3 separate regions of the Mus musculus genome follow, and all the other regions are linked to region 1. Evidence: chromatin loops called from intact Hi-C (ENCODE). Cell type or tissue: heart. All regions are shown on one strand. Each heading gives the region's core, and the rest is flanking DNA. Links, peaks and the distances in the headings are about the cores only. Region 1 has its middle 16 kb from the start of Cyp11a1. Region 2 has its middle 14 kb from the start of Csk. Region 3 has its middle 23 kb from the start of Arid3b.

Region 1 (10,908 bases), core at 2,494-7,493:
CTGACTGGTTTATTCAGCGCTGGGGATGGAACTCAGGGCTGTATGCATGCTAGGCAAGCACTCTCCCAACTGAGCTCCATCGCTGGCACCCCTTTCAGAAATTTCTTAAGCTCTTGCTCTTGGGTAGGAAGCTGATGGAGAAAATGAAGCCAGAGATAGAAGCGCGGGGTGGGGGGTGGGGGAATCTATATGGAGCCCCATTTGTCACTATCAGGACTCTCATTCTTATCCCGTGGCTCGCAGAGACCTAGCTGCACCCCTGGCTCAACTCTACCTAGGCTCCTTTCACTACTCCCAGTGCCTGCCTTCCCCTTTCTGCCGGGGTGGAGCTCCTGTTTTATAACTCTTTTAAATCATAGATTTGTGTCAGAATTCTTTGTGGGGCACTTGGCAGAAATCCAGCTGAAACTGGTTAAAACAAAAATACCATATACATAAAATGAATTTGAAAAGTTCAAGGTCAGGAGCTAGCATGCCAGAGGAAGTCGCTGGCCCCCCACCTCCCATTCTTTCTTTTGTGTTGGCTGCTGTCTCCTGCAGTCAACTGTGCACAGCCAGGAAGAAGGCCAGGGATTTACCTGACCCCAAGGTCCTGGAAACTCCTGCAGCAAAGACAGAGAAGGGCCACCCTCTCTCTTGTCCATGATCTCCCTGAAGAACTGATTGGCCAGTTTTTGTCCAATCACAGTGGACAGGATTCTGGCACCTGACTATTGCAGGCAAGCACAGACCCTGCAGTCAGGGCCAGACAGAACCCTGTGGCTGATGGAGCCTTGGGAACACTATAAGGAAAAGAAAAGGGTGTCCTTCCAATGTATAAAAGTGCCGAGCAGACTGCAGACATAATCACATAGGGGGCATTGGGACCAGATGGACTTGGGTTCAAGTCTTAGTTCGACCACTGAGTAATTGTGTGGACTTGGGGAACTCACTTGGAGCCAAGTGAGAATGAAGGCTTTCATCTCCAAAAAATGGAAATAATCACAACCTGCCTGTCAAGGTTGTGACGAACACTTACCAGGACAATAGAGTGTTTGGGAAGGCCTCAAATTCTCAACATCGCACAAGTAACCTCACTGAGCTAAAGGCTGTCCACTGTGGTTTGGGGTTAATGTTTGGACACCACGGTGAAAGCTGTGTGTCCCAGGACTGGAAAGGGGCCTCAGTGGTTAAGAGTGCAGCCTGCTCTTACAGAGAGCCAGAGTTCTGTGCCCAGCACCCATGCCCAGCAGCTCACAACTCCAGCTCCAGGGGATCCAGTGCCTTCTTCTGGCCTTCCTGAGCACCTGCACTCACGGACACAACCCACTCATACAACACACATAATTAAAGATAAAATAAATCTTAGGGGGCAAATGTGTTTGCTTTCATGGGTCCAGCTCCAGGCATTTTTTTTCACTAAGTCACACATCAGCTCCCCTCCCCACCCCACCCTGCAACACCCCCCATAGATGTTTGACAAGAAACCAGCCTTGGAGATGCATGGCTTTACTAATCAGGGTGTGACTACTTAACCCTTTATATCATTATTACCACTCAGTCTCTCTCTCTCTCTCTCTCTCTCTCTCTCTCTCTCTCTCTCTCTCTCTCTGTGTGTGTGTGTGTGTGTGTGTGTGTAGTATGTTTATATACACGTGTATGCAGGTATGTCTACCTATGCAGGCACATGTGGAGAGCAGAGGCTAACATCCAGATGTATTCTTCAAATGCATCTCCAGTTTGGTTTGTTTGTTTTGAGGCAGGCTCTCTCAATGAACCTGCAACTGGCTGTTTTGGATTGGCCACCAAGCCGCTGCAGGTTTTCACCCCTCCACACTTGGGTTATAGATGTATACCACCATGCCTGCCTTGTTCCTTTTTACGTAGGTGCTGGGGATTTGAACTCGGGTCCCTATGCTTGCTTACCCGATGAGCCATCTCCCCAGCCGGTCACACTCAGTCCCTTTTGCTTCCCTGTCTGTCTATCTATATCCAATCTCTCTATCTAGCTACTTCCGTCTCTCTCCTCTGCTTGTTCTCTTCCTTTTGCTTCACCTTGGGAAGGTGTGCCTATTAGCTCCTGCCAGTTTGGCACACACTGAGTCACTTGGGAATAGGGAAGGTCAATTAAGGAATTTCCTCCATCACGTTGACTTGCGGATATGTCTATGGTGACATTTTCTTGATTAATGATTGCTAAAGGAGGACCCAGTCCACCATGGGCAGTGCCACCCCTGGGCAGGTGGTTCTAATTTGAATAAAAAGCACGATGAGCCAGTCTTGGGGAGCAAGCCCATAAACAGCCTTCCTCCAAGGCCTCCTCAGGTCCTGCCTCCAGGTTCTTGCCTTGAGCTCCATCCCTGACTTCACTCCATGACGGACTCTAACCTGTAAGTATATGTACTGGTTGGTTTTGTGTGTCAACTTGACACAGGCTGAAGTTATCACAGAGAAAGGAGCTTCAGTTGGGAAATGCCTTCATGAGATCCAGCTGTGGGGTATTTTCTCAATTAGTGATCAAGGGGGGAGGGCCCATTGTGGGTTGGTGCCATCTCCGGGCTGGTAGTCTTGGGTTCCATAAGAAAGCAAGCTAAGCAAGCCAGGGGAAGCAAGCCAGTAAGGAACATCCTTCCATGGCCCTGCATCAGCTCCTGCTTCCTGACCTTCTTAAGTTCCAGTCTTGACTTCCTTTGGTGATGAACAGCAATGTGGAAAGTGTAAGCTGAATAAACCCTTTCCTCCCCAACTTGCTTCTTGGTCATGATGTTGGTGCAGGAATAGAAACCTTAACTAAAACAGTATAATAAATGCGTTCTTCCCCAAGTTGCTTTTGGTCATGGTGTTCATCACGTCAGTAGGAAGCAAACTAAGACAGACTGTCCTGTGGCCCCTGGAGGGTAGAGAGCATTTCCTGAGAAAGGAATGAAGCACTGCCTTCCTGCCCAGGCAGGGGCTTGTGACAACTGACTGGTCCCTGTCCTAAAAGAAAAGCCAGGAGCCTCACTCTTCTGCTTCTCCATTTTTTCTGCTTGTTTCTGCTTCTTCTCTGTCTTCTGACATGGGGTGCAGATCACCAAGGATGGGCTCAAACTCCTAGCTCGTGCAATCCTGCCTTAGTCCCGTAAGTACCTGGGGCTCCCATGAGTACCGTAAGCCTTTCCCTCTCTTTTTTTGCTCTGGTAGGGACCAAACCTGGGACCCTGCTCATGCTAAGAAAGTTCTCTACACTGAGCTATTTCTCCAGCCTTTGGACATTTTTTTTGATGGATTTTGATCTACTCTGTCCAGAAAAACTGAAATGAAAGGGAACCGAATACAGTTGTCAGAAACTTTTGGATAGGTGAGGCTTTGGGGGTTGATGGAGGAGAGATGACTGAGACCGTGAAAGTCAAAGGAGTTTACTTGAGGTCTCAGGAATGGCAGTTTGGGAAGCACAGACTCAAATTTCTGAATCACTGATCCAAGGAAGTCAGGAGATGGCAATTCATTACACAGTAACAATGAGACTCTTTGAGGGACGCAACTTCTGTTGGAGTTGAGAACAAGTGTGTGACAGAGGCACTGTGGAAGCTAAAGCTAAAGGATGGGATGAAGGCACATGGTGAAAAAGTCCACAGAGTAAGGGGTAACAATCCTTTGACATGTACCAAGTCCCCAAGACAGCTGCAGGCAAAGGTTGACCAGTCTCTCTCTCTCTCTCTCTCTCTCTCTCTCTCTCTCTCTCTCTCTCTCTCTCTCTCTGTCCCTCCCTCCCTCCCTCCCTCCCTGCCCCTCCACACACACAATCTGCCTGTGACAGTAGCGGGATGGTCCTCACTGCCGCCCAACACCAGCTGAGTTCTTTATTCCTGATATTCACCCAAAGCACACACCGGAGCACATTCCTAGCTAGGAACCCTGAAAGCGGCCTTTCTGAAGACCAACCCTAGTAGGGCCTCACCCACTGCAGCCTATGAGAACTTCCCCACCTGAATTTTCCAAGGATTGACCTACAGCCTAAGCCCTGGTCTCCATTCACCTGCCCTGTACAGCACCTCTTTGCTCTCCAGCTGAAGAGGTGAATAGCCATCACAGCCCACTGCCGCCAGGGTGCAGAGAGGACACTCTGCCTGTACCTCTGGGTCCCTGCCAGCACCACCCTGTGTCCCTCACAACAGCTCTCCCTCCCCTTTCCACCCCAGACACTGGTGCCCAGCACCCCTGTAAGCCTGGGCACTGGGGCTCTAGACCACTTCCCTCCCCATCAAGGTGTGAGATAAAAGACGAAAATTTGCTCCACAGTTGGTTGTTGTTGTTTTTTAAAGAATAGCTATATTTTTTCTTTTGAAACCACACAGCTAGAAGGAGCAGTTTTGTAATTGAGACTTCTCAAAGAGAGAGAAACCCAGCCCACACATTCTTCCAAATGCAATGAAGCTTTTATGGATACTAAACTTAGAAAGTAACGAGGTTAATAAAATGTTACCATTTGATGTTTTATGAAGAATTTATTGCTTTTCACAGGGCAGGGTTCTCATTTTAGGTCCAAACATTTTCCCCCAACTATCATGCTCACTGAGAATGCCCAGTAGTGAGCTCCACAGTGAGCAGACTCAGAGCCCTGTGAGTGCCCCCCACACACACCACACCCCTACACACACACACACACACACACACACACACCTAGAACTGTGGTGGCAGAGGATTTGGCAAGTCAAAACAGAGACCCAGAAGCAATATCATGTCACTTCCTATGACAGAGTAATACTTTTTAAAAAATGTGTTGTGTGTGTGCTTGCCATAAATGAAGGGGTGGCCAAGGACACCAGAAGAGGCCATTGGATCCCCTTAAACTTAATTACAAACAACTGTGAGTCACCCATGTGGGTGCTGGAGTCAACACTCGTCCCCTGGAAGACCAACAAGCACTCTTCACTAATAGGCCATCTCTCCCTCCCCTGACAGGGTCCCTCTTTACTGCAACCAGTGACTTAATCTACCAAGGGCACAGAACCAAAAAGAAGTGACTCTCAGGACTGGCAAGGCCATTTCTATCCTCCTGAGAAGAGTGGATAGGAGAGAGCCACATGTCCTGGTTTCCATGGTGAACAGGGGGAAGTTGCTGGCACCTTTTCTGGGACTTCAGGTTCTACTTTCCAAGTGGGTGGCATTGGTGTGAGCTGACGGGAGAGGCTTCTGAGTGGTTTAAGGACAGCGCTCTGAAGGGGGCTTTGAAAGGCAGATACTGGACACAGAGGCAAGCAGCCAGCTACTCTTAAGATACAGATGGAAGAATGGAGCTGAGTCAACCTTCAGCCATGCCTGTAGCAAGGACTGAGTCAGGAAAAAAAAAAAAAAAAAAAAAGACTCCTGTCTTCTAAGTATCCAGGTAGCCATTACCTGCCTCATTCACCTTACCACGATCTGCTGAAATTTAATTTCTTACCACTAGGTGGAGCCAATGTCCACCATAACATTGGGCCCCGAAGCTCTGAAGCTGAGGTCTAAAAGAGGTCGGTCGGTTCGGGAGGCAGAGGACTAAGGGAACTAAGGACTAAGGCTTCTTCCGAGATCTTTTCAAGGACCAGAAAAGGGCATGGGACAAAAATCTCTGTCCCCGAGCGCACTTTTTAAAAAGCTAAATGGACTCAATGCTGACCCTAGCAGTCGCAAACCCCCCACTTACCAGATGTCTGAGGCCATGAGAGAGGGTTCAGGAGTGCTGGGGTCAGTGGCTCTCAGCTCCTGCGCATAGAGAGAGCACGCATGAAGAAGTGTCACCTCCAGAAAGGGCGATCCTGTAACCGGAAGTTGGGGGGTACCCGCCAGACTTCAAAGTATATATTTGCACAAGCTCTCCGGGGGCTGTCGCCTTCAGCACTGCCCGAGGCGGGCTAGGTTAGTATTCGGCTTTGCAGAGCAATTGCTGCTGAGCGGTGCTCTATACAGACCACAGAGACAGGTGGAAGGGGGCGGAGCTCGGGGCTCAGCTGCTCCCTCATTGGATGTAGGGGTTGCTGGGGTACTGACGAGGGAGGGTTAGCTGAGGATGAGGGGCTGGGGCCTGAATAGGCTGAGAGGTGTGGGATTTGAAAGGACTGTGTGAGGAAGCTGTAGAAACCTGGTGCAGGTGTGATGGGTTCCTTCGCTGGCATCTAGGGTGGCCATTAGCCATGTTGTCCTCAGGCACACGAGCACATGGCCCCGGGTGTACTAGAAGAGTCAAGCTCCATGCTCCTTCAGGCAAAGTGTGCATGCTTCTGTACCTTACCTCTCCCAAAACAGAACTCCGGTTCCCTAGTGTGGGGGCGGCGGTGTGATAAAGTCAAGTACTGGGCGGCTCCTCCCCTAGCTCTTGCTGGCTTCCCGCCAGAGGAACAAAGGAGATGTCCAGCCTTCTTCCAATTTAGCCATACCTTCCTCTACCCTCATCTCCCCGCCCCCCTTTTGTTGTTGTTGTTGTTTTTCGAGACAGGGTTTCTCTGTATAGCCCTGGCTGTCCTGGAACTCATTTGTAGACCAGGCTGGCCTCGAACTCAGAAATCCACCTGCCTCTGCCTCCCTAGTGCTGGGATTAAAGGCGTGCGCCACCACGCCCGGCTCCCTCATCTCTCCCTTAAAGCAGCTTTTCTTCAGGGACAGTTTTGCAGGCCGGGCAGCCAGTAGACGGTCCCTCATCTTTTGTGATGGTCCTTTCTTTCTCATCTGGCTGTAGTGAGTTCATTACTAATCCATAGTTACTCACTGAGCGCCTGGCATGTACAGGTTCTGAGCCAGGCACCAGAGGAAAATCTGTGCTGTGGATGATCATACCCCTGAAGGCCTTGCCCCTTTACCTGAGGGGATATAGAAATTAAGCCAGAACTGGACTGGAAGCTTCCTTCCTGCTGACTAGCCTTCCCTGTGCCAGAAGGAGTTACCCAGGCTGCTGAGGGAGAATTGTCATCACTAATGTTACTTAGCTATGGCCCCTAAGTGGGACAGTCCTGACCAGCCAGGCAAGATGAGTCCACTGTGCAATAATAATAGCATGTTTGCTGCCCTGTGCATCCACAACTGGTACTGTAAACCAAATCAGAAGCCTGTGGCTGAGAAGGTCCTAGTGGAGATGTGGAGATGTCATAGTTGTTGTTTGGCTAAGTGGACATGATGTGTCTGTCAAATTTGCCTTCTAAACACTGCGTTTGTGCCTACAGAATAACGCTGCTATCAGCTTTGCTCAGAGAAATATGCATAACTGGCCAGGGTACCTGAATGTTCAGTAGTACATGGAACATCTACATCAACCAGGAACATTGCTGAAGGAGAGACAGAAAACAAGATCTGGAAGAAGGGTTCGGAGCGGGAGGAAGAGTGAAGTGATGACTTCCAGGCATCCAACATTGCATGTCATCAACTGAACAAGCTCTGGCCCATGACACCCCATCATGGGGCAGGTGCTTATGGGATACCATCCCTCCTAAAGATTTATTCAAGGTTAAGAATTGATGGGAAGGGGAGAGGCATTTTCTTCAATGCTATAGTCTCTGGTAAGGTATCGACGTTCCTGTAAGCAACCCTAATGAAACTCATTGGAAGGAACACACACACTAGGAAGAGAACGAGGATTAGAGGGAGAGGGAAGGGAAGAAGAGAGTACGATGGGAATGACTCTGATGGCAATATGTACATATGTGAAGTGTCACAAAGAACCCATCATTATGTATAATTAACATGTGCTAATAACATTTTTTAAAAAGATTAACCATCACCAAAAAAAAAAAAAAATCCTGTGTTGGAAACTTAATCCCTAATGCAACCGTAATGGAAGATGAAGCCTGTAAGAGGTAATTAGGGAGCTGAGACCCAGTCTCAAAATAATGACAATAATAACAGTGCTTAGGACCCGAGGGCTGGCCGGAGAGGACCGCTTTCGGTGTCAGGGCACTCAGCTCCTTGTGCTCCTCCGTGTCCACGCTCCCCTGTCACTTCCCAGCTTTCCAGAACTGGAAGAAGGAATTCTGTTCTGTGCCCTGTGTCAAAGATGCTACTACGGCACTTAGCAAAATGCCAGGGCAGGAGCCAAAACACAAGGTCACAGTCTTATTATTGTAGGGCAAAGAATAAGAATTTGCGAAAACTGACAGGTTGTCCCCAAGTTGGAGGATCTTAAGTGATGGGTAAGGATGCCAGCAGGAGTGTCTTAGGTTAGGTTAGGTTAGTGTCTAACTTATCAATAGTCAATTGTCAATGTCAAGAAGAAAAAGATCTCTCTTTGTTGCAGTTTTGCTACATTTTAACTACAGCTACAAAAACAAAAATACAAAAACAATAAACAAAAACCACCACACAAACAAATGGCTACCCATAGAGGAATTCTATTTGGGTGGAAGAGAACAGGATTCTTAGTCTATGCAAAAATCAACCTATTTTAAATGGCGGGTTTCCACTGAAATCTGAAGACCTGCCTCTGCAGACAAGTTCAGTGTTCTCTCGAGGTGATACTGCTGAGTCTCACTAGAGGGCAGCAGAAAATGGGAGAGAGAAGGCCCTGAGTGAGTTCCTACCACCTGAGGGGCTTCATAAAAAACAGTGGTAGTGGCAGTGGCAGTTCAATTGTTTCAGGAGGTTACTTTAGGTCAACCAAATCTAGGTCATCTATATGACATGAAGTCACTCTCTTCTCCCAGGTTCCCACGAGGAAGATGCAATTGCAGACTGGGACAGGGAGAGAAGGACGGGGAGATACAGCGTTGCTGGGTCTGAGGAGGAACACACAGTGCCTCCATAGATCCTACCTGTGTTCCCTCAAAAACTCTAAGTGACAGCTAAGTATGGGGACACAGGCCTTTAATTCAGGAAGCAGAGGCATCCAGAGCTCTGTGATTTCAAGGCCAGCCTGGTCTACACAGTGAAGAACCTGTCTCAAAACCCCCTAAAAATCTTAAGGCCCCAAGTGAAGTCAGGGCAAATGTGGCAATGGTCTCAAGCCTGAGTCCCAATCTGAGTTTAGCTCCTTATTTTCCTGGTTGGACTGACGTTTACTGAACCACTACTGTGCCCATGTTGTGTGCTAGTCTCAAAGTTTACAAAAGGAACCTGCCTGGAGAACAAGCTGCCCCTCTTGCCTCCAGGGAGTCCTGAACTCACCCTGGGTTGAAGGGCCCCTGGGAGTTTTGTGCCTGGGTACCCAGGTATACCTTCCCACTGTGGAGCTGCTCAGCCTTAGCCAGTCCTGTGCATGGTCAGCCGGCTTTTCCCCTGCTAGATGCCAGTTAAAAACTAGCCCAGCTTCAAAGCCTTTCCACCCATTTTCCTGCTGTGGCCTGGTAACAAGGAGGTGCCAAGACAGTTTGGGGCAGGAAGAGGCAGGACCCAGCTGCCTGTGAGTCCTGCCAAAACCACCCACACCTGCCTGGCTATCTGGTGCCCGGCTGCCCTTGCCTTGCTAAGCAGCTTTCCCACCATCCCAGGACCTACTAATCCATAGACTTTCCATGGTACTTGCCTCTGTTCCCTTGAGCACCCCAGGGTAAAGCAGGACCCAGAGCCAACCCTGAGGGCCACTGTTGAAAATAGGTAACGGTCTCCAGAGACAATACCCACTTTCTCCCTTCTCTATTCCAATTTTTTAAGCCCCTGCTAGATGCCAGGCCTACTCGGAGACCAAAGGTCAAAGGTGAGCCTGTGGAAGCTGGAGACTTCAACAACCTTCTCTCTGGGCTGGGGGCTGGGGTGAGGTTGGGGGAGGAGAACAGGACTGCACTGTTTTAAATATTCCTCTCTCCCCATTCAAGAAGCACTGCCCCCCACCCCACCCCCGTGTAACACCACTAAACACTAAGCAGGTTCACACCACTATCAGTGAGTCTCCACCACCAGCTACAATAGGCACAAATAACCTATGAGTTCAGATAATTGAAAAGTGTAGCAAGTTAGAAGACGATGTTTCCAGTGTGTATAAATATACCTAATTATAAGTTTATGTAACTTAATTATTAACAGTAGCTGTGTTTAACAACCCTCACAAAATTCCTGAAAACAATTCTCAGCTCTCAGGTTCACACAAGTTGGCACAGCCCCCTGCAGGAAACTGAGAAAGACAGCCCACTCAAGCTAGGGTGGTCAGTCAGGAGACAGAGAAGGCTTCCGGAGGAAGTCATGCTACGGAGCTGAAGCAAGACTCGAAGTCCTCCAGAGAGGGGACAAGGAATATGCCAAACTTGTGTGTGTGTGTGTGTGTGGGGGGGTGTTGGCAAGAGAAGAGGGATCATGGCATAGAACAGAAATCAAAGTTGTGAGGCTCTCTCTCTCTCTCTCTCTCTCTCTCTCTGGCTGAGAGGACATCTGGGTTCCACCCTGGTTCTGCTATTACTGCTCTGTCACTTTGGCCAAGTCCCCACTCTTCTCCCAGCGTCTCCCCTCTGTCATATTGGGGCCAGAAACCAGATGGTCTCCAGGCCTGTGGGGGTGTCTAGAGCCCCCAGAGATCTGTGAAGGGACCTGGTGTCTGGTTCACGATGCTCACAGTATGCATCTGGCCCACAGTAAACCTTCGGTAGCCAAATCTCTCCTCTCCCCCAGCCAGTTCCCCCAGGTGATCACCGAAACTCCTGGCTTAGCTGTTGGTTTGTAACTATAATTACAGTCATTTCTAGAGCGCTTTGCTGCCTCCCCTAATTACCAAGCCCATGAGATTCCAATTACACATCTAAAGAAACATGTCAGGAGCCCCTCCCAGGGGCCATCCGGGAGTGCAGCCCCCAGGCCAGCTGGGATGTGGCAGGAGCCCTCCCTCTGCCACTTCCTCCGTGCCAACCAGGCGGGAAGTCTTCAGCCCACCCAGGGCCAGCCTGGGGTGGATAGAGGATGAATGAGCCAAATGAAACACCCCAGCAGGAAGGCTTGCATCTAGAAAAAAGCTGCTCCTGGCCAAATGGAAAACCTCTGCCCACACAGTAGATGAGTCTT
Region 2 (10,908 bases), core at 3,068-8,067, 340 kb after region 1:
ACAGAGTATTGAAAGCTGAACACATGAGTTATGGAACATGCCTATAGTCTCAGCCTGTAGAAAGTAAGGGCAGTAGGATCCAGAGTTCAAAGTTAACCTTAGCTACATACAAGGATTTTAAGCTAGCCTGAGCTACATGAGATTCTGTCATTTTAGAAAATGTGATTAAGACATGACTGAGGACAGAAGCGTGTTCAGACAGCTCCAGGTGTTTGAGAGAGTGAGGTGAGAGGCTGAATGGGCACCGGAGTTTCACAGAAGCCTGATTGAGTGGAGAGAGATAGAGAGAGGAGAGAGAGAGGAGAGAGAGAGGAGAGAGAGAGAAGAGAGAAGAGAGAGAGAGAGAGGAGAGAGAGAAGAGAGAGAAGAGAGAGAGAGAGGGAGAGAGAAGAGAGAGAGGGAGAGAGAAGAGATAGAGAGAGAGAGAGAAGAGAGAGAGGAGAGAGAGGAGAGAGAGGAGAGAGAGGAGAGAGAGAGGAGAGAGAGGGAGAGAGAAGAGAGAGAGGAGAAAGAGGAGAGAGAGAGAGAGAGAGAGAGAGAGAGGAGAGAGAGAGATAGGAGAGAGAATGGAAAGAAAGCCCAACCAGCTGGGCGTGGTGGCGCACGCCTTTAATCCCAGCACTCAGGAGCCAAGAATCGTTGCATCAACATAACTTACGAAAGCCTCCACACTTTACCTTTGACACCTGCCCCTTGCCTCAGCCTCTTTACAGACACGCAATTTACTATGACACAGGTATGGCTGTGGCAATGCTACTCCAGCAAACACTGGAAAGGCTGACTTGTGGGTGCAGATCCGCTGTCCCAGGGCTGGGACACCTTTAGTCTCAGCACTCAGGGGACAGAGGCTCTGTGTATTTGAGGCTAGCCTGGTTCCAGGCCAACCCAGGGCTACATTGTGAGACAACACCTCAAATGAAAACAAACATATAAAGGTCTTCAGAGATGGCTCAACAGCTTAAAACTTCGGCTGCTCTTTCAAGGACCGGAGTTTGAGCCCCAGATCTCACATGGAAGCTCACACCCCTCTCTAAGTCCAATTCCAGGGAATCCAATCCCCTTTTGCTGACCTCTGCAGGTACTGCATAGATATGGTGTACGAACATAGAGGCAAAATACTCATACACCCAAAATAAAAATTAATAAGTCTTCTCTTACAAACCCTGAAACTGAACAATAGTAACGACAACTATTTATGTTTGGAAATTCTTTCTGTGTTATTCAGGATGGCTCAGTATTCCACTGAAACCAGTAATAGTTAAAATGACTAAAAATATGACAGACCTGTATAAAACAGTACCTTGACATGAAGATTTTTCCAGACCAACATACATGGCCTTGTTAACATTCACAACTTTCTTTTTTGTTGTTTGTCATATTTTTTATTTAATTTTATGTGTTATGGTGTTTTGCCTCTATGCATGTCTGTGTTCCACCGGTGCTCAGTGCCTTTAGAGACCAGAAGAGGGCAGTGGGTCTCTAGGAAATAGAGTTACAGATGGTTGTGAACCACTTTGTGGGTGGTGGGAATCAAACCCTGGTCCTCTGTGTAACTAGTGCCTGTCTAGCCTACCATTTTATGCTGTTAGTGCGGTCACAAGGAAACTTTTTCATGTGCTATTACCAGGAAACGTTTCCACGCCCGAGTTGACTGCATATTCTGTTAAGTTCTATGCTTTGGTGTTCTTAGAAACCAATCACAATAGAGGTCAGATAGAACTGCTTTGTATAGTTACTCAAACAAGCTTGGACCTGATCCAACTGCCTGGAAGCACTGCCTGTACCTATCAGCTGCCCCTGGGATAGGCCCCAACATAAGAGAGACGCCTACACCAATATAAGAAGCCATTAGGAATAAGACTTCCATTTTGAGTAGGGGTTGAATAAAGTTTTAAGTTCCCCAGACCTCCCTGGGAACTGTCATCCTACTTGGCTGAAAGAATCATGTACGTGGGCAACTAACATCTGGTTGGCAATTTAAGACATAACTGTTAAGTAAGGCAAGTCCCCTGCCACAGCTGAATACCCCAACCAGTTGGAAGTCCCCTATCCCTAAATCCTGATTGGTGGAATAGCTTGCCACAGATTTTTATAGATTTCAGGCTTAAAAGCTCTATGGCGGGGGCCGGTGAGATGGCTCAGCGGTTAAGAGCACTGACTGCTCTTCCAAAGGTCCTGAGTTCAAATCCCAGCAACCACATGGTGGCTCACAACCATCCATAACAAAAATCTGATGCCCTCTTCTGGAGTGTCTGAAGACAGCTACAGTGTACACACATATAATAAATAAATAAATAAATAAATAAAAATTTTAAAAAGCTCTATGGCATTTTGGCTCAGGGTTGCAGTTTAGCTCTGGAGTCTAGACTGCATCCCTGATCAATCAGTCTTGGGATGTGTGTTCAATAAACCAGCCAAGCTATCTCTCCAGCCTGTTCGTTTCTTGAGACCAGAATCTTACCATGTACCCCAGGCTAACCTGGAACTCTCAATCCTCCTGCCTCAGACCCCAAGGCTTGCAGGCACTTGGTTACAGATGTTCACCACCCTGCCTAATCCATTTATGATTTTTCTGTGGTTGTTTTTTTTAAGGTTTGGGTTTTGTTTGTTTATTTGTTTGTTTGTTTGTTTGTTTTTTGAGACAAGATTTCTCTGTGTAACCGTGGCTGTCCTGGAACTGGCTCTGTAGACCAGGCTAGCTTGGAACTCAGAGGTCAGCCTGCCTCTGCCTCTTGAGTGCTAGAATTCAAGGTGTGCCCCAGCACTGCTGAGCTGATTTTGAATTTTTTTTTAATATATCACACACATACATATGTCACATATGTGGTTTCTTTTTTTTTTAAGATTTATTTATTTATTATATGCAAGTACACTGTAGCTGTCCTCAGACACTCCAGAAGAGGGCGTCAGATCTTGTTACAGATGGTTGTGAGCCACCACGTGGTTGCTGGGATTTGAACTCCGGACCTTCGGAAGAGCAGTCAGGTGCTCTTACCTGCTGAGCCATCTCACCAGCCCTGATTTTGAATTTTTATGTAAGGTTTCACTGAATATCCCAGACTAGCATGGAACTTGTGATGCTCTTGCCTTGGCTGCCCCAGAGGTTTTATTTTCCTGCTTTTCACACTTATTGTATTTGTGTGTATGTGTGCAGTGGTGCATCTGTGGAAGTCAGATGACAACTTGCAGAAGTCTGTTCTCTCTCTCCTTCTACCATGTGGGTTCCATGAGGAATAGAACTCTCCCCTCAGGCTTGGCTACAAGCACCTTCATCTACTGAGCCATCTCAAAGACCTGCTGAGGTAGAGTTGGTTGGTTTGTGTGTGGGCCTCAGAGTCAGGTATCCCTTTGTTTGGCTTTCCATTTATATTTTAATTTTATTTCTTTTTGTTTGTTTGTTTGTTTTTCGAGACAGGGTTTCTCTGTATAGCCCTGGCTATCCTGGAACTCACTCTGTAGACCAGGCTGGCCTCAAACTCAGAAATCTGCCTACTTCTGCCTCCTGAGTGCTGGGATTAAAGGCATGTGCCACCACGCCCAGCCTTATTTCTATTTTTTGTTGTTATTGTTTTGTTTTATTTATTTGTTTTGTTTTTGTTTTCACAAAGGTCTCAAAAGAGAGACCTGGAACCACAATATATCCAGTCTTGGTTTCTTTACTATTGCTGTGACAAGATCCTACAACCGAGGCAAGTTACAGTAGCAAGGTTTTATTTAGAGTTTCCTGTTCTGTCACCACCGTGGCAGGAGCCGGCAGCAGGCATGACACCATAGCAGCTGACAGCTCCAATCTTGATCTGTGAGATGCAGGCAGAGAGCCAACTGGAAATGGTGGGAGTCTTTTGAAACATCAAAGCACACTCCCAGGGACACACCTCCTCCCATAGGGTCCACCACCCAAACAGTTCCACCAAGTGGGGATTAAATATTCAAGCATAACAGCCTATGGAGGCCATTTTTATTCAAACATCACAATAGCCTAGTATGACTTTGCCTTTCCCATCTTCCTACCTGTATCGTTGATTGCTACAGGTGCCTGTGTGCACCAGTGCAGCCAGTGTGTGCAGTGCTGTGTGCACCAGTGCAGCCAGTGTGTGCAGTGCTGGCAACTGAACCTAGGACTTTGCTACGTAAGTACTCTGCCAACTGAGCTACAGCCCTATTATTTTTGTTTGTTTGTTTTGGGTTTTTTTGTGGTTTGTTTTGTTTTGTTTCCGAGACAGGGTTTCTCTGTATAGCCCTGGCTGTCCTGGAACTCACCCTGTAGACCAGGCTGCTATTATCTGTTTAAAAACAATTATATGCTAATGTATACAGAGAAGATGGGGGAAAGGGTGTATTTCTTTTCTGGAAAGGCTAAAGATGTCTATGGAATATAGGATGTTTTTATTGTTTGTTTTAAGACAGGGTCTCTCTGTTATGTAGCCCTGAATGTCCTGGAACCCTGGCCTCAAATTCACAGAGATCAGCCTGCCTCTGGCTCCTGAATATAGGATATAGATTTCTTTTTCAGTTCTAAGAGTTGAATCCAGAGCCTCTCCCACACTAGGCAAACAATCTCCCACTGAGCTAGGCAGTTCTCTCTCAGTTCTCCCTGCCCCCAGGAAAAAAAAAGGTGGGGGCACCTGGCTCTAAGTGTCAAGCTGCAACTGTAGTCTTCAAAGTCAACATTTTTCCCATTGGCGGGACCCAATGTTCAAAGGAAATTGTCCTCCCCTCCCTCCTTGTGTACACTTGAAATAAAAACCAAGCCGGCTGGTCACGGTGGCACACACTTGTAATCTACACCTGCAGGAAGCCAAAGCAAGGGCTGCAAAGATAGCTCAGAGATAAGAGCTCTTCCAGACCACTCAGGTTCCATCCAGCACCCACAGGGCAGGTCACAAGCATCTGAAACTCCAGTTCCAGAGGATCCAACGCCCTCTTTGAGCTGCCCTCCTTGGGCATCAGGTATACACATGGTAGTTATGTAGCAAACAGACAGTCGTACGTGCAGGCTAACCTCCCATACACATGAAAAATAACATTTCAAAAGGTAAGGCTGAAGTAGAGTGGGCATAAAGTAGGCAAGACTCATTGAGAGCTCCAGGATAGCCCGAGCTATACACAGCAAGACCTTGTCTCAAACAAACAAACAAACACCCACAACTGCAAGTAAAACCAAGAACCATCTGGGCATGGTGGTGATTACCATCCATCCGTGAGTTTTAGACCAGCCATGGACTATACAGTGAGACACTGTCTATAATAAATAGAATCAGGATTGTGATCTGCGGGGGGGGGGGGGGCGGGGGGGAGTCTTCCTGTTTCTTAGCTGCTAGTTTTCCTTTAAGGTCTCACTCACTGTGTAGCTCTGGGTTCTGGCTGACCTGGAACTAACTATACACATCAGGCCGGCTTTGAACTCATAAAGATCTGCCTGCCTCTGCCACCCAAGTGCTAGGATTAAAGATGGGCACCACTAAATTGCCGGTTTTACTCTCTCCTCCTGCCTGGTCCTGAGTTCTAAGGCCAGGCAGGCTCTGCATCTATCTTCTTTGTTCAGGATGAAGCACCGAGAGTGTGGTCTGTGCTGCCCCTTGGTGGTCATTGAGAAAACTGAGTTCCCCATAGTGCTTGGCCTCTACCCACAATCCCTCAGCCCCAGGCAATCTAATGGAAAGTGGTTTGTGTAAAAATGCAACTTCAAGGTGAATCTCAAGTCTTTCCAAACCAAAAATTCTGGAGAGATTACTAAGAGCGGCTAGAACATGTGCCCCCCCCTTCCTGCACCATTTTTTTTTTTTCAATCTGGTTTTTGCAGACTAACTTGAAACAGCCAGGTGTGATGACACACACCTGAAATCTTAACCATTTAGAGACTGAGTCAGGAGGATTGTGAGCTAGGAACTGGACTGAGTTATATAGCAAGTTCCAGGCTAGCCTGGGCTAGATAATGAAACTCTCACTCTAAGACAGTAGAACCAGCTAACTATATAACTTAGAAAGACACAAATCGTCATCAGCCCCAGGAACTTGGGGGACCGCAGCTCTTGGAGTCCTTCTGATTGGCTGACTGGGAAGTCTTAAGATGCACCTTCCTCTCCCCCAAGTCCTGTTCCTAACCCTTCCCACTCTAAACCCCAACACAAATAACCAGGAGAAACTTGGACATATTGCTATCACAAGAACCAAGGGGGACAAAGTCAATGAGGAGAAGGGTTAGAAAGCCAAGGAGAAAGAAGAAGAAGAACAAAACTAAGAATGAGAATAAGGAGCTGGAAAGATGGCTCAGTGGGAAAGAGCAGAGGGTGCTATTCCAGAAGACATGGGTTCAAGCACCCACATGGCAGCTCACAACTGTCTGTTAACTCCAGTTCCAGGAGGTCTGGTGCCCCCTTCTGGCTTCCACAGGTACCAGGCACACACATGGTATACAAACATACAAGCAAAATACTTATATGCATAAAATAAATTAAATAATTATTTTTTAAAGAGAGAAAAAAAAAGACCGAGAGTAAGAAGGGGCGGGGGAGAAGAGAGAGAGGAAGTTGTCACGTTGTCCCTTGTTTCGCTCACTCCTCCTACAGTGCTTCTTCTTGCACCTCCAAGGCTGAGGCCTTGGTTGTTTTGTGTGCACACAGTGCTTATGTAGAGATCAAAGGACAGCCCTGAGCAGCAGGCCTGGCCTTCCACCTTGTTTGAGACAGGATCTCTTTATTTCCTCTGTATCACACAAGCCAGGCTAGTGGCCCATGAGCTTCAAAGAGTCCCTCCCTTGTCTCCACCTCCCATCTTGTACAAGTGCAGGGATCCCCATGGGGTGTTGAAGGCTTGCTCAGCAATCAGTTTTACCCACTGAGCCATCTTCCCACCCACCCCCACTGTCTTTGTTTGTTTAGTTAGTTTGGATGCTTTCTTTCTTTCTCTCTCTGAGACAGGTTCTCTCTATGTAGTCCTAGCTGTCCCAGAACTCAATATGTAGACTATGCTGGCTACAAATTCACAAACATTCTCCTGCCTCTGCCTCTGGAGTGCTGGAATTAAAGGTGTGTGCCACCACATCCCACTTGGTTGCTTTATTGAGACAAGGCTATACTATATATAGCACAGGCTGACCTCAATCTCATTTTGTAACTCGGGCTGACCTTGAACTAAGATCACTCCAGTGGATCAGCCTGTGGAGTGCTGAGATTATAGGTGTGTACCACCGCACCTGATTCCATCATCATTTTTGGTACTTCGGCCATTGATGCACACCCATTCTTGACTTAGCATACACATACACATGCTTACCTAGAATGGCAGGCAAACAAATGAAGATTACAGGTGTACAGAGGCACAGGGACAAGAATGGGGGGAGATACACACATCCACACACACACTCTTTCAGAGAGAGTATATACAGGGGGATTAAATTCCAAAATCTTGGAGATACCTGGAGTCCAGCCACCTCTTGATTCTACTTGAACGCCAGCCAAATTCCCTGTGGGGGTGCCTGCCCTCTGCTGGTCCCTCTGGGTGTTTGTGCCCACTGCATCCTTAAAAGCTCTACTTTAGCTCACCAAGAAGGTAGGCTGAGGTGCAGAGTGGAAGGGCTTACGTTGCAGTGACACTTCCGGTCGTTTTCAGAGTTGGCACTGTGAACAAGTCCTTGGAAAGAGGCTGCACCTGCAACAGCAGGTTGAGTAGGATGTAAGGGTTTGAAATAAAAGGTTGGAGAGTGGTAGGCCCGGGGTGTAAGTACACTTTATCTCTGTTTTCTCGAGCCTTTCATTTGAATAGTCATTTACTGCCCACCTCCTTGTGTGGCCTAACATAACTATTAGGTAAGTCCTTTTGGAATGGTGAGCAGTGCCCTACCTTCCACCAATCCGAAAACTAAGAATGCCATCAGACAGCATCTGAGGCTGATAGCCGAGATGTCCCCAATTTGCTGTAACCGCCTACCTTTATGAACTCACCCATGATGTGAAAAGTGTTATGACTTTCTTAGTTCTATATTTAAAACTTCACAAAACTTACTGCCACAATGGACCATGGAGTTTGGGGGGAGCCTAAGTCTCCGTTCCTAGGCTGAAATAAATTCTTTCATATTTCCCTTGAGGAAAGAGGTCGTTTTTTACATTTTCTTCAAGATTTGCCCTCTTTTTAATTACATGTATGTGAGCATATCCACAGGTATATCCACCCAAGTGCAGTGCCCACCATAGAGGCCAGAAGTGTGGGAGGCCCGGGAATTGGCGCTGCAGACACCTGTGAGTCCCCTGCTGCAAGTGCTAGAAGTTGAAGTGGAGTCCTCAACAAACCCCTCTCAGTCACTCATCTCCAGCCCTGGTGTTTGCATTTGCTTGGCTTGTTTCTCACACCCACAGCTGATCCTGGGTTTGCTGGCAGCTCTTGCTGCTGGCAGAGAACTGCCGGACAGCGTACGACGCCCCAGTCTGGCACCAGTGCCCTGAGCTGCCTCTCAAAGGGCTCGGGTCAAACCACATTTTCCAAAGCAAGCTCAGAGAGGACTCTAAAGCCTCTTTCCTGCCCACCTTCCGGACCCTTCTCTGTTTCTCATCTGAGGGCCTGAGACGACAGGAGTCAGAACCTCCTACCCAATTTCCAACAGGCTAGGAGCACGAGTGGCTACCATATGATAAATGGGAGTGGGGTGGGCAGGCAGGAGGCAACCATCTCCTCCTACTCATGGCTCCTCTCTGCCAACCAAAACAGCTAGTGGGGGCTCTGGTTTCCACAGCTACCATCCGAGGCCTGTTGTGGGGCAGGAGAAAGCGCAGGTTTGCACAGTTCTGTCAATCAGCCTCACCATCCAAAGACAATCTAGATGCTCCCGTTTTATACGAAGGATCGTGATCAAATGATAATTTAAAAACCATGCAGCGCCCCGGCAGTGGTGGCGCACGCCTTTAGTCCCAGCTCTTGGGAGGCAGAGGCAGGCGAATTTCTGAGTTCGAGGCCAGCCTGGTCTGCAGAGTGAGTTCCAGGCCAGCCAGGGCTATACAGAGAAACCCTGTCTGGAAAAATCAAAACCAAAACAACAACAAAAACCATCTAGCACGCAGTAAGTGCTCAACAAAGTGCCCTTCTCACCTGTCCTCACTCAGAAAAATCCTGGGATTGCCAACAGTGCTGGTGCCAGGAGCCAGTATGGCAGTTGCCTTAGGATCAGAAGCAGCCCAAGGAAAGGAACCCAAGATGTCCTGCCACCCAGCACACCCATGTGCTGACCTGGCTGTGTCCCTTCAGGAAGGGGGACCCCCTGTAGATGGAAACGCCCTTCCAAAATGCCCTTCTAAAGCCACCCAGAGTCCTTGGCCGTGGTTTCTGGAAAGGCTTGTTCCCTCCATCCCGTGGAAGGATGATTAGTGCTTCAGAACTTTATGGAAAGGACTTTATCTTCTTCTCGGTCCAGGCTGGCTCTGGCCAGTACAGGCCCTGATGTTAGTCTAACCTGCGACGGCGTCTCTGCAGGCTCCTAACTGCCTAGCTTCCCAGAACGGCAAGCACTGTCTGACAGACTATCCCAGCGCTTGGTCTGGCACCTTGGGGCAGGGTCATGTGACTTTGCCCTTCCTGGGGCCTCTTCTCTTGTTCTTCCCTTTGTGGGTCTGAGCTTTGGACACCAGAGGGCGCTGTTGCCTCTCGGATCTGATGAGACTAGTGGCTGTCTCATTATCAGAGACAAACATAATTCTAAGAGAAATCAGGAGAAATGTGAGGGCAGCGTAACAATGGCGTAATTCTATCGTCTCCCCTTGAAGTGTAATCCCATCAGTTGAGAGGGTGAGGCAGGAGGATTGCCACAAATTTGCTAGCCAGAGCAAACTCTGATGTCTGGGGCTACAGAATCAGAGTCAGAGTCAAAACATTAATAATATTATCATTAATTGTGCTGGTATAATAATCACTTGCCTTGCTTTTAGTTTTGTTCACTTGTTGTGACAGGCTTATGTAGCCCAGGCTGGCCTCCTACTTACTATATGTAGCTGATAATAACTTTGAATCCTGTTCTTCCTACTTCTGTCTCCTTAGTGCTGGACTACAGGCATGTATATATATATTTTTTTAATAATAATTTATGAAGGAGATGAATGAGGTGGCACATGCCTTTGATTCCAGCATTTGGGAAGTAGAGGCCGGTAGATCTCCATGAATTCAAAAGCAACCTAATCTAAGTAGAGAGTTCCAGGACAGGCAGGGCTAGAGAGCCCTCATCTCAGCACAACAACAAATGTAAGGAAAGCCTAATGACACCCAGTTACTTGGGGTCTGAAGCAGAGCCAAGAGCTCAAGGCTTGCCTGGGCTACAGAATGACTCCAAAGCCACCCTGGGATGCTTAGTGAGATACTTTCACATTGAAAATACAGGGGCTTGAGAGATGGCTCAGTGGATAAGGATACTGGTTGAGAGATGGCTCAGTGGTTAAGGATACTAGTTGCTTTAAAGATACCATTATCTCTTCCAGAACCTGGGTTCAATTCCAAGTACCCACTTGGCAGCTCATAACCACCCAAAAGTTCCCTCTTTTGGCCTCCAAGGGCACTAGGCATGCAGGTGGTGGACAGACAGACAGACACGCAGGGAAAAGGCCTGTACACACACAAGCAATAAATTAAATTTTCAAAAATGTCCCGTGATGTAGCTAAATGGTGGATAGAGCACTTGCTTGTTCTGTGTGAGGAGCCTGGGCTCCATCCCGGGTACCAAGAACAAAAAGAGAAAGAGAGAATGTAGCACCTGCCACTGAGACGAGACCTCACCTCATCTTCTATAGCCCCAGTCCGTGGAGCGGGCTGCCCTGGGGTAGCTAGCGATCAGGATCTAAGTCACAACCAACAGAAAGCGACCTCTTCCAACATCAGCAAGAATTAAATAAATGCACTGCTCCTAAAAGAAACAGCAGCAGCCAGAGCCAC
Region 3 (10,908 bases), core at 3,726-8,725, 140 kb after region 1:
GTGATGCACGGGAAGTCACGTGTGTCTCATAATTTAGTTCATTTAAAAAATTTTTTTCAAGACAGGGTTTCTCTATGTAGTCTTGACTGTCATGGAACTCACTCACTCTGTAGACCATGCTCGTCTCGAACTCATAGAAACTTATCTACCTCTGCCTCCAGAGTACTGGGATTGATTTAGAGGCATGTATCACCACCACCCAGCAGCTCACTTAATTTTTAATATCCTTTTTGGGGCTGGTTTTGATTTTTCCTGATGGCTGAGAGGGGTAAGAACTGAAACCTCTACATTAAAGGCTGTACTGTACATATTCCAAAAGCTGTTGTCCTCGCAAAATGTGCTCCTCTCTCATAGACAAGTGCATTGGAATAACCACCACGGGGATATGAGGTACAGCACTGTGATTATTTCACCATTGCTTCAATTCATTGAGAAAAGAAATGTACTATCACACTATTACCAGTGCATATCTGCATTAGCGAGGGTTTGCTAGAGGAGAACTGAGTGTGTGTGTGAGTGTGTGTGTGTGTGTGTGTGTGTGTGTGTGTGTGAGAGAGAGAGAGAGAGGGAGAGAGAAAGAGAGAGAGAGGGAGGGACGGGGAGGGGAAGGGAGGGGGAGGGGAGGGGGAGAGGGAAATTGATTAGAGACTGGCTTACAGGGTATGGTCCAGCTAGCCCAACAATAGCTGTCTCCCCACAAAAAGTTCAAGAATCCAACAGTTGTGGAATCCATGAGACTGGATGTCTCAGCAGATCTTCAGTCCAGGAAGGAATTTCTGTACAGATGTTCCCAGCTGCTTGGGATTTTTAGTTAATTCCAGATGTAGTGAAAATGACAACCAAGAATGGTCATCACAGTCTCCATTACTCACACAGGGAAGTCACTGTATGACTCTCTTGGAGGTGTTCCAAGGGTCTATCTTTTTGCTGTTGTTCTTGTTTTTGTTTTGTTTTGTTTTTTAGTTTTTTTTCTTTTTCTTTTTTATTAGATTTTTTTTCATTTACATTTTAAATGTAATCCCCTTTCCTGGTTCCCCTCCGAAAACTCCCTATCTCCTCCCCCTTCCCCTGCTCACCAACCCACCCACTCCTGCTTCCTGGCCCTGGCATTCCCCTACACTGAGGCATAGAGTCTTCACAGGACCAAGGGCCTCTCCTCCCTTTGATGACCGACTAGGCCATCCTCTGCTGCATATGCAGCTGGAGCCATGAGTCCCTCCATGTGTGCTCTTTGGTTGGTGGTTTAGTCCCTGGGAATCTCTGGGATGTACTGGTTAGGTCATATTGTTGTTCCTCCAATGGGGCTGCAAACCCCTCAGCTCCTTGGGTCCTTTTTCTAGCTCCTCCTTTGGGGACCCTGTGCTCAGTCCAATCGTAGGCTGCAAGCATCCACATCTGTATTTGTCAGGCACTGGCAGAGCCTCAGGAGACAGCTATATCAGCCTCCTGTCAGGAAGCACTTGTTGGCATCCACAATCATGTCTGGGTTTGTAACTGTATGTAGGATGGATACCCAAGTGGGGCAGTCTCTGGATGGCCTTTCCTTCAGTCTCTGCTCCACACTTTGTCTCTGTAACCCCTTCCATGGGTATTTTGTTCCCCCTTCTAAGAAGGATCAAAGTATCCACACTTTGATCTTCCTTCTTCTTGAGTTTCATGTGGCTTGTGAATTGTATCTTGGGTACGCTGAGCTTCTGGGCAATATCCACTTATCAGTGGATGCATATCATTTGTGCTCTTTTACCTCACTCAGGGTGATATCCTCCAGCTCCATCTATTGCCTAAGAATTTCATAAATTCATTCCTTTTAATAGCTGAGTAGTACTCCATTGTGTAAATGTACCACATTTTCTGTATCCATTCCTCTGTTGAGGAACATCTGAGTTCTTTCCAGCTTCTGGCTCTTATTAATAAGGCTTCTATGAACATAGTGGAACAGGTGTCCTTATTACATGTTGGAGCATCTTCTGGATATATGCCCGGGAGTGGTATTGCTAGGTCCTCGGGTAGTACTATGTTCAATTTTTTGAGGAACCGCCAAACTGATTTCCCGAGTGGTGGTACCATTTTGCAATCCCACCAGCAATGGAGGAGTGTTCCTCTTTCTCTACATCCTCGCCAGCATCTGCTATAACCTGAGTTTTTTATCTTAGCCATTCTGACTAGTGTGAGATGGAATCTCAGGATTGTTTTGATTTGCATTTCCCTGATGACTAAGGATGTTGAACATTTCTTTAGGTGCTTCTCTGCCATTCGAGATTCCTCAGTTGAGAATTCTTTGTTTAGCTCTGTACCCCATTTTTAATAGGGTTATTTGATTCTCTGGGGTCTATCTTCTTGAGTTCTTTGTATATATTGGATATTAGCCCCCTATCAGATATAGGATTGGTAAAGATCTTTACCCAATCTGTTGGATGCTGATTTGTTCTGTTGACAGTGTTGTTTTCCTTACAGAAGCTTCCAAGGGTCTCTCTTAAGATAAGGTCTGATCTATGCTTCTCTCTTGGATGGTTTCTGGTGTTACCTTGTTCACAAATGAGCATGAATGGCTCCATCTTCTGCTTGGAAAGTTCTTTGCCAGTTACACCAGTTCTCCTGGAGAAACACTGTAGACTCCATTTAAAGTTTGCTAGTGCTACTGAGACACATTAGAGGTACTCACCTCTCCCTTGAGCACTGGGGCAGGAGTTAAGCACTTTTAAGCATTGTTAAATACCATCAACTACTGTGAGCTATTAGAATCATTAGTTTCTGAGCTTTTGTTAAGTCTTTACTGTAAACGCCCTTTTAATGCTTTCTGTGAATGGCTAAAACTGTCAAAAGCAGGCATTTGACAGGCCCCTTCCTTTATGCCTGGTACCCTTGAATGGGGAGCTGTCAGCCGTGCCGCCCTTTATTGGCAGCCTGGTGAGTCTGGACACTTTACAATTTCTCTGGGGTTATTTTGCCAGCTGCAGAGGATCGTTATAATGACAACTGAAAGACTCTGCTGGGAACTGCTCCAGACAGCCTTGGAAAGCAGAATGCCAAGGCAGGCAAGGCTTGGCGAATTCTAAGCAACCCCGCAGCCATTTTCACCTAAGCCAGAAGGGAAGCACTTCCTCAGATCTGAAGCTTATGCAAACACAGTTCTTCATTTGCTTGGAGGACTGTGCCAGGATAGATGCAAATGTCACCCTTCATTTGTGTATGAGTCTTCTGTGCTGGGTGCACACGCCCTTGCCACACTCTCCATGTGAGTTCGTATGTAGGCTGTGTGGCTCAGTTAGTTCTTCAGCTGGGAAACACCCTCCTGTGCTGCCCTCTGGTGTTACAACATCAGAATAGTTTTTTCTCACCAACTTTTGCGCATCATTAGGAGAGCCGACTCTCCTATGTAGTTAACCCAAGGACCACAGAAACACAGAAGCAGCAGGATGGCAGTGCTGGCAGCTGCCTCAGTAACAACAAGAACTGGCAAACAACAGGGAACAGAGGTGCTGGAAGCAGAAAGAGTACAAGAAAAAGTGGAGAGACAGAAAGATATATGAAAACCAAGGAAGAGAAGCCATAGGTTTGGGTTGCTGGAGTTGGTCTAGGGAACTACTGTGCTTTAAGGGCAAAGAGACGCCCTAGAACTGAGAGATCTAACACTCGTCACTATCCAGGACTAAGATTCCTGACACTCTAGTCCCAAGACCTGTAATTCTAGCCAGCCAAAATTGAAGGCCATGTCACTGTGGGTCAGGACCTCTTTGAGGGATCAAACAACCCTTTCACAGTAGGTAGCCTAAAATCATCAGAAAATACAGATCATACATTATGATCCATAACAATACAGATCATACATTATGATCCATAACAATAACTAAGATCTGGGCTGGTGAGATGGCTTAGTGGGTAAGAGCACCCGACTGCTCTTCTGAAGGTCCAGAGTTCAAATCCCAGCAACCACATGGTGGCTCAGAACCATCTATAACGAGATCTGGCGCCCTCTTCTGGAGTGTCTGAAGACAGCTAAAGTGTACTTACATATAATAAATAAATAAACAAATAAACAAACAAACAAATAAATAAAAAGAGTTTAAAAAAAAAACAATAACTAAGATCATCAGAAAATATAGATCATACATTATGATCCATAAAAATACAGATCATACATTATGATCCATAACAATAGCAAAATTATAGTTATGAAATAAGAACAAAATAGTTTGGTGGTTGGCAAGTCACCACAGCATGAGAACTATATTAAAAGGTCACAGCATTAGGAAGGTTGAGAACCACGGTTGTAGAGCTTCTGAGACCTGCTCAAGAGCTGTCGTGCCAACAGGTATCACCTGAGGCTGCTAGGTGCACACTGCTTCCACGGCTCGATGCCCCTGGAAGCCAAGGATCACAGCAATCAAATGCCAGTGCTTCTAGCAGTTCCAACTTGAGCATCAGGAATTACCAGTCTAGCTCCAAAAACCTGATAGCTCCCTAGCTCTCAGGCTTGTAAACTGTCTGGTTCTGTCTGTCTACACCCCTCACCCTTGGGCATAGAAGGACCTGGGATCTCCAGCACCAGAAGGGGCTCATCCTATTCACGAGTCCTATCTAAGTGGAGCAAAGGTGCTTCAGGCAGTGTTACCTGGAGGCTGTCTTTGAAAGCATCTTACTGACTTATTCATATGTGATGGAATTCTTGAGCCTCTTCCTGACTTATCATTCAGGGTTTAAAAGAAGTCATGGTTTAAAAGCCTTCAGGAAAAACACCTTGTTAGTATGATCTGGTAAAACTTTTTTTTTTAAAGTGTGGGTCTCTTAGTGACTGTGGTTTCCAAGCTATCATGAAACTTACTCATTTGGTGAGCAGGTGGCTTAATGGGTAGAGCTACTTGCCTCAAAAGTCCAACTGTTTGAATTCAATCTCTAGACCTATGTAAAGGTGGAAGAAAAATGACTCCTCACAACTGTTGTCTGACCTTCACATGCCCACTATGGAATAAATGCCTACACAAGCATGGTATACACATGCTGGCATGTGCACACGTACACACACAGACACACACACACCACACACACACACTCACCAAACGTATGAATAAGCTTAAAGAGTTTAAAAGAAACTCACTAATGTGGCGTCTAACAATAGCAACACAACAATGTTTTTCCCGTGGTGCTCTGAAGTTATGGCTCATTCATCACAATGTGAGTTGTATTGATTACTGCTCTGTGCTGTGTTTAATGAGAAGTCTTGAGACAGAAACTCAGGCAAGCTCCAAAGTGAAATGAAGCAGAATTAACAGGGTCCAAAGATGGGCTCTGTAGGGATGGAGTGGCTAAAGAAACCCAACAGCAAGTTGAGGTGGAAACTTAAGGGTTTTTTGAAAGTTGGTTGGATGGTGTTTTGCTGGGGCAAACATGGGAAGCGGTGTTTCCTTAAAGTGGACACAGGTGTGAAAGGCTGAGGCAGACTTGTGAAGGAAGGTTTTGATGTTCTGCTAACGCAAGCACGTGAAAGGACACGTGATGAAAGATTCTTAGTTAGCAACATGCATGCATTGGTCCACCTTACATTGCTTAGTTGAGCTGCATTTGACAGGACTCCGTAGAGAGAAACGCACCAAAAACCTTCTGGTGGTGTGCTGCGGTTTGTTGCCCCTTCCACAGACTCAGGCTGATTGGATGCCCATGCTGAGGCAACACCCGTGCTGAGGCATCATGAGGAGGACACATGATGTTTTGAGGGTACAAATAGGAGTCCACAGAGTAATGGAAACAGAGCTTGGCTTGCAGGTACAGCTGTCTGTAAAACAAACACCGGTGGGTCTTGCATCTTCCCTGATTTTCGCTTCTCTAAGAAAGGCACAGCTGAGAACTTCTGGTTTTCCTGTTGGTCCCTCCTGCTGACTCGAGCCAAGGCTGAGGCCTGGCTGGTTCTCCTAGGTCATGTCACCACTGTTGCTAACCCGACTCTACCAAACTGGACTGCTGGTGTATCCGTGAAGTGTTTGTGAGTAGATTGAGCTGCTGCTGCCAACCTGTGAACTGAACTGCCAGTATCCAGACAACACAGAAGGGAGTTGCTCCAAAGAAGCTTCCTAAACAGGTCCACTTTGACCGTATCCTTTCTTTCCCACCACCTCTGGTGGGTGGTGGGCTACGAGGGAGGTTAAAGCACTTAAGAAACATCATTAAAAATAGGATTTGAAATAATTAAAGTTATAGCAAGTTGAAAGGGTTTTGGGAGACAAAGGTCTGCTAAAATATGGCAACCAATCTGCGGAAGTCTGCAGTATTGCAAAGAACAACTAAAGCACAGTTGAAAGAAAAGCTAAGCCTGGGGATAGAGCGATGGCTCGGTGGGTTAAGAGCGCTGACTGCTCTTCCAGAGGTCCTGAGTTCAATTTCCAGCAACCACATGGTGGCTCACAACCATCTGTAATGGAATCTGAGGCTCTCTTCTGGTGTGTCTGAAGACAGACAGCTACAGTGTACTTACATATAATAAATAAATAAATCTTAAAAAAAAAAAAGAATAGCTAAGCCTGATGTTCTTCTGTACAGCTTCAGAGGAGGTGCCATGAATACAGAAGTGCTTTGGGGAGGGAGGGAGGGAGAGAGAGAGAGAGAGAGAGAGAGATCATTGAGTGCTGGTATTTTTGTATCTTTAAAACAACAACAACTTTTGGCATTATTTCCAGCACAAGGAACAGTTTTGAAACAAATAGGTCAACTCCTGAAGGAATTAAATAAAAGCAACTATAACCACACCTGAATGCACAGATAAAAGCCACCCTCAGGTGACAAGGTAGCCAAAGCCATGTGCTTCATGAGAAGAGCAGGAAAGTCCATGGCTAGGAAGACTCTGCCGGAGAATCAGAGACAACAAGGACAAGAGAATTCTCCTTCAAGAACGGACTCTGATCTAGGAACTCCCTCCGTGGTCAGGAGCAGTGGCTTGGTAATATGTCTAGTAGTAACTCTCTACCCGTAGTCCACACGTACCTGAGGGAGCACGGCTGTGGCTGTCTCTTGTTTACCTTTCTTTAGATAGGTGGTTTTTACTGCTATTTTCTTGGCCTTGCTCCATCACTGCATGGTGGGTGGGTTTATTGGCAGTCATAAGAAAATAGCTGCAATCCGGCCTTTAGTCCATCTTTTAATGGGATTTTCTGCATCCCCCTTAAAGAAGAGTGAGTATTTTTGAGGGACAGGCTAGCTGTAGCAGAGAGCTCTTACCACCTATCAAAGCCACTCTTCCCATTAGGCACAAGAGGTCTTTCTATGAGGTCTCAATGTAGCTGAGTCTTCTCCATTATAAAGACGTGATGTGTGCACTTTTTGACGAAGATATGGCAGGTCTCAAGATGAGCGGAGTTGTCTTAGTCAGGGTTTCTATTCCTGCACAAACATCATGACCAAGAAGCAAGTTGGGGAGAAAAGGGTTTATTCAGCTTACACTTCCATGTTGCTGTTCATCACCAAATGAAGTCAGGACTGGAACTCAAACAGGTCAGGGAGCAGGAGCTGATGCAGAGGCCATGGAGGGATGTTCCTTACTGGCTTGCTTCCTCTGGCTTGCTCAGCTTGCTCTCTTATAGAACCCAAAACTACCAGCCCAGGGATGGCACCACCCACAAGGGACCTCCCCCCTTGATCACTAATTGAGAAAATGCCTCACAGTCGCATCTCATGCAGGCATTTCTTCAACTGAAGCTCCTTTCACTGTGACAACTCCAGCCTGTGTCAAGTTGACACACAAAACCAGCAAGAACAGGAGTGGAAGCTGAAACTGTAAGGGTTAATTTTTCTTGTTTTTGTTTTTGCTTTTTTCTTTCTTTCTTTCATTTAATATGCATTGGTGTTTTGCCTACATGTGTGTCTGTGTGAGGGTGTCAGATCACCTGGAACTGGAGTTATGGACAGTTGTGAGCTGTCATGTGGGTGCCTCCAGTGCTCTTAAACACTAAGCCATCTCTCCAGCACCTCCTCCAAGTTTTTTTTGGTTTTGTTTTGTTTTGCTTGTCTTTTCAAAGTTTTTAACCTGAGTTCTATTCCCAATAAACCACATGATGGCTCACAACCATCTGTAATGGGATCTGATGCCCTCTTCTGGTGTGTCTGAAGACAGCGACAGTGGTTTTTTGTTTGTTTGTTTGTTTGTTTGTTTTTTTGGTTTTTGGTTTTTGGTTTTTCGAGACAGGGTTTCTCTGTATAGCCCTGGCTGTCCTGGAACTCACTTTGTAGACCAGGCTGGCCTCGAACTCAAAAATCTGCCTGCCTCTGCCTCCCGAGTGCTGGGATTAAAGGTGTGCTCCACCACACCTGGCCAACAGTGTTCTTATATACATAAAATAAATAAATCTTTTAAAAATTATAAATAAATAAAAATTAAAATAAAAAGAAACATTAACTCATACATACCCTGAGTCATACTTCCCCAATATAATTATGTACATCTGTGTGTATATGCTTATAAGTAATTATTATTGATAATTACCAATACTAAATTTTTATTTTAGTTGTTGTTTTGTGGGATAGAGATGAGGCTGGTCTTGAACTTCCTGTGAAGCCAGTGCTGATGACTGACTTCTGACCCACCTGTTGATACTCCCAGTAATTGGGTCACAGGTCTGTCACCACATCAGCATGTTTGTTTTGTTTTCAGAGAGAGTGTTTTGTTTCTTTTTTTAGACCGGCTGGCCTCAAACTCACAGTGATTCACCTGTCTCTGCCTCTCAAGTACTGAGATCATATGTGTGTCCCAGGAATGGTGGCACATATCTGGAATACACTTGGCCCACTTGGCATTTTTTGTAAAGTGTTATAGGGAATCAACCCAGGGCCTTGTGCATCCCGGGTAAACATTCTACCAATTGGGCTACATTTGTTTTATTTATTTATTTTCTTGCTTTTTGAATTGGAGAACAAATCTAGAGCTACACTTATGCCAAGGATATATATACCCATTGAGCTGTACCCTTAGTCCCTGTTTTTGCTTTGTATGTAGCTTAAGTACCACACCTTATTTACCAGTTTCCTGTGGATAGACATTTAGGTTGTTACTAATCTCTTGCTACTGTCCTGTGTTCACATTCTTTCCACTGGAACCCTGCACATGCAAAGACCTGGCCAGCTTCATGCCAGCACTATCCAGCTCAGCCCACTCACTTACACTTTCTTTTAGTTTGTAGCCAAGGTATAAAGCTAAGATCTGCCCCTATTATTGTTCAGCATCCACTCTTGCAAAGTGTACCTTGGAGAAAGATACTTGAGTGACTACAAGGCAGATATTTACACTGATAGGAAGACGATAGAGCAGTGGGCTCACATGAATCACAGTGAAACACCCCAGGATGCAAACCTCAGCTTCCAGCCTAGAACGGGGACCTTTGCTCCAAACTTCAAGCAACTCAATGAACTCAAGCAACTCAATGAAGGTTCAAGCGTTAACTTTCCTGAGGCGATCCTGAAGATCACTGGCGAGCTAAGCAACAACCCAGTGCTCAGCAGCACATGGTAACTTTTGCTTCGTGAGTGTGTACAGGTTTTCCCCCTAAATATATAATTTTCTCAATTACCAAAGAAAGCAACATGTACCTTTAGTTTAAAAATAGGACATGTATCATAACTGTCTTTATTTTTAAGATAAAAAAATTGTTTTCCAAAAGACTAAATCAGCGTGAAATGTTTTTTCCTTTCAAAATGATTTATTTCACATACTTCTAGCTAGTTTCCTTCTTTTATTAAAAATTCGTGGGCTGGTGAGATGGCTCAGTGGTTAAGAGCACTGTCTGCTCTTCGGAAGGTCCTGAGTTCAAATCCTAGCAACCACATGGTGGCTCACAACCATCTGTAACGAGATATGACTCCCTCTTCTGGTGTGTCTGAAGACAGCTACAGTGTACTTACATATAATAAAAAAAGAAAGAAAGAAAAAAATTCGTATTATTTTTACTTGTGTATGTGTGTACATGCTTTGACACAGTGTGGAGCTCAGAGGACAGCTTGAGCCAATTTTCTTTCCATCATGCTGCCCCCAGGGATCATCATGTCTTCAGACTTGGCAGCAATGGCCCACTGGTTTCTTTTCACATTGAATCCCTAATACTTTCCCATGTCAATACAAGTGTACTGACTTTGGTTATAGATGCTTGTGGGATGCTTAGTTTGTGATATAGGTTGCTAGGATACAGCACAAACTCTGGTTCTAATAATTCCATATCAAGTGCTCTTAACCAACAAGCCATCTCTTCTGCTCCTAACATTTACAATATGTGTGTGTGTGTGTGTGTGTGTGTGTGTGTGTGTGTGTGTGTGTGTGTGCGCGCGCGCGCGCGCGCGCCTGTGTGCACTTGTACGTATGGAAGTAAGAGGACAACTTGCAGGAGTTGGTTCTCTCTGTCCAGGGGTCAATCTCAGAACTCAGGTCTTTAGGATTGGTGATATTTTTACCTGCATAGCCATTTTGTCAAGTCTATGTTGGCTTTTTTATTCTCTCTCTCTCTCTCTCTCTCTCTCTCTCTCTCTCTCTCTCTCTCCAGAGTTTCATGTACCCTGTCTGGTCTTGTACATCTGTTTAGTGAGGTTTACCTTGAAGTCCTGAACCTCCTGCTTCCACCTTCCAGCGTGCACCATTATGCCTGGCTTGCTGTCTATTTTTAATAAAAAGCGAGTCCTTAAACTTTGTGGCTATTTATTTGAACTTTGTAATTAAGCTATTAGGACTAGAATACATCAAAGCAGATCCTACAATTTTTGGGCCAGGAGAGTCAGTTATTGATGATGCCATAATTAATGTTGACATTCCACACAGAGATTCCCTCACTTTGCAGTGGGTGAAGGGAGGAAGTTGTAGAAGCACAGACACCATCCTTCTAGCACTTGGATTGCAGAAGTGAAACTGGCTGGCAGAAATGCCCATATTAGGAAATGGCTGGT

The links. A loop is a pair of places that touch in the nucleus more often than their neighbours do. Peaks named below come from ENCODE experiments on the same cell type or tissue, not always from the same donor. Only the 100,000 strongest peaks of a DNase experiment are listed, where the experiment ranks them.
Region 2: a loop joins it to region 1, with 8 times the contacts of the local background. A loop is called at or near these places in 15 of 42 quality-filtered maps.
Region 3: it touches region 1 in a loop (9-fold over the local background); 39 of 42 quality-filtered maps call a loop at or near these places.

Annotation. Positions count from the first base shown.
Region 1 is chr9:57,993,055-58,003,962 of GRCm38, reverse strand. It overlaps a transcript of Cyp11a1 not described here. Among named protein-coding and RNA genes, the nearest start is that of Cyp11a1, 16 kb to the left of the region's middle. In heart, for the core only: a CTCF peak has its summit at 5,401 (motif pointing right); no DNase peak of the experiment used is centred there; H3K4me3 peaks cover 971 bases; H3K27ac peaks cover 419 bases; H3K27me3 peaks cover 4,001 bases.
Region 2 is chr9:57,654,628-57,665,535 of GRCm38, reverse strand. No RefSeq gene overlaps it. Among named protein-coding and RNA genes, the nearest start is that of Csk, 14 kb to the right of the region's middle. In heart, for the core only: CTCF peaks have their summits at 5,594 (motif pointing left), 6,388 (motif pointing left) and 7,488 (motif pointing left); a DNase peak (open chromatin) is centred at 5,575.
Region 3 is chr9:57,854,428-57,865,335 of GRCm38, reverse strand. No RefSeq gene overlaps it. Among named protein-coding and RNA genes, the nearest start is that of Arid3b, 23 kb to the right of the region's middle. In heart, for the core only: no CTCF peak of the experiment used is centred there; no DNase peak of the experiment used is centred there.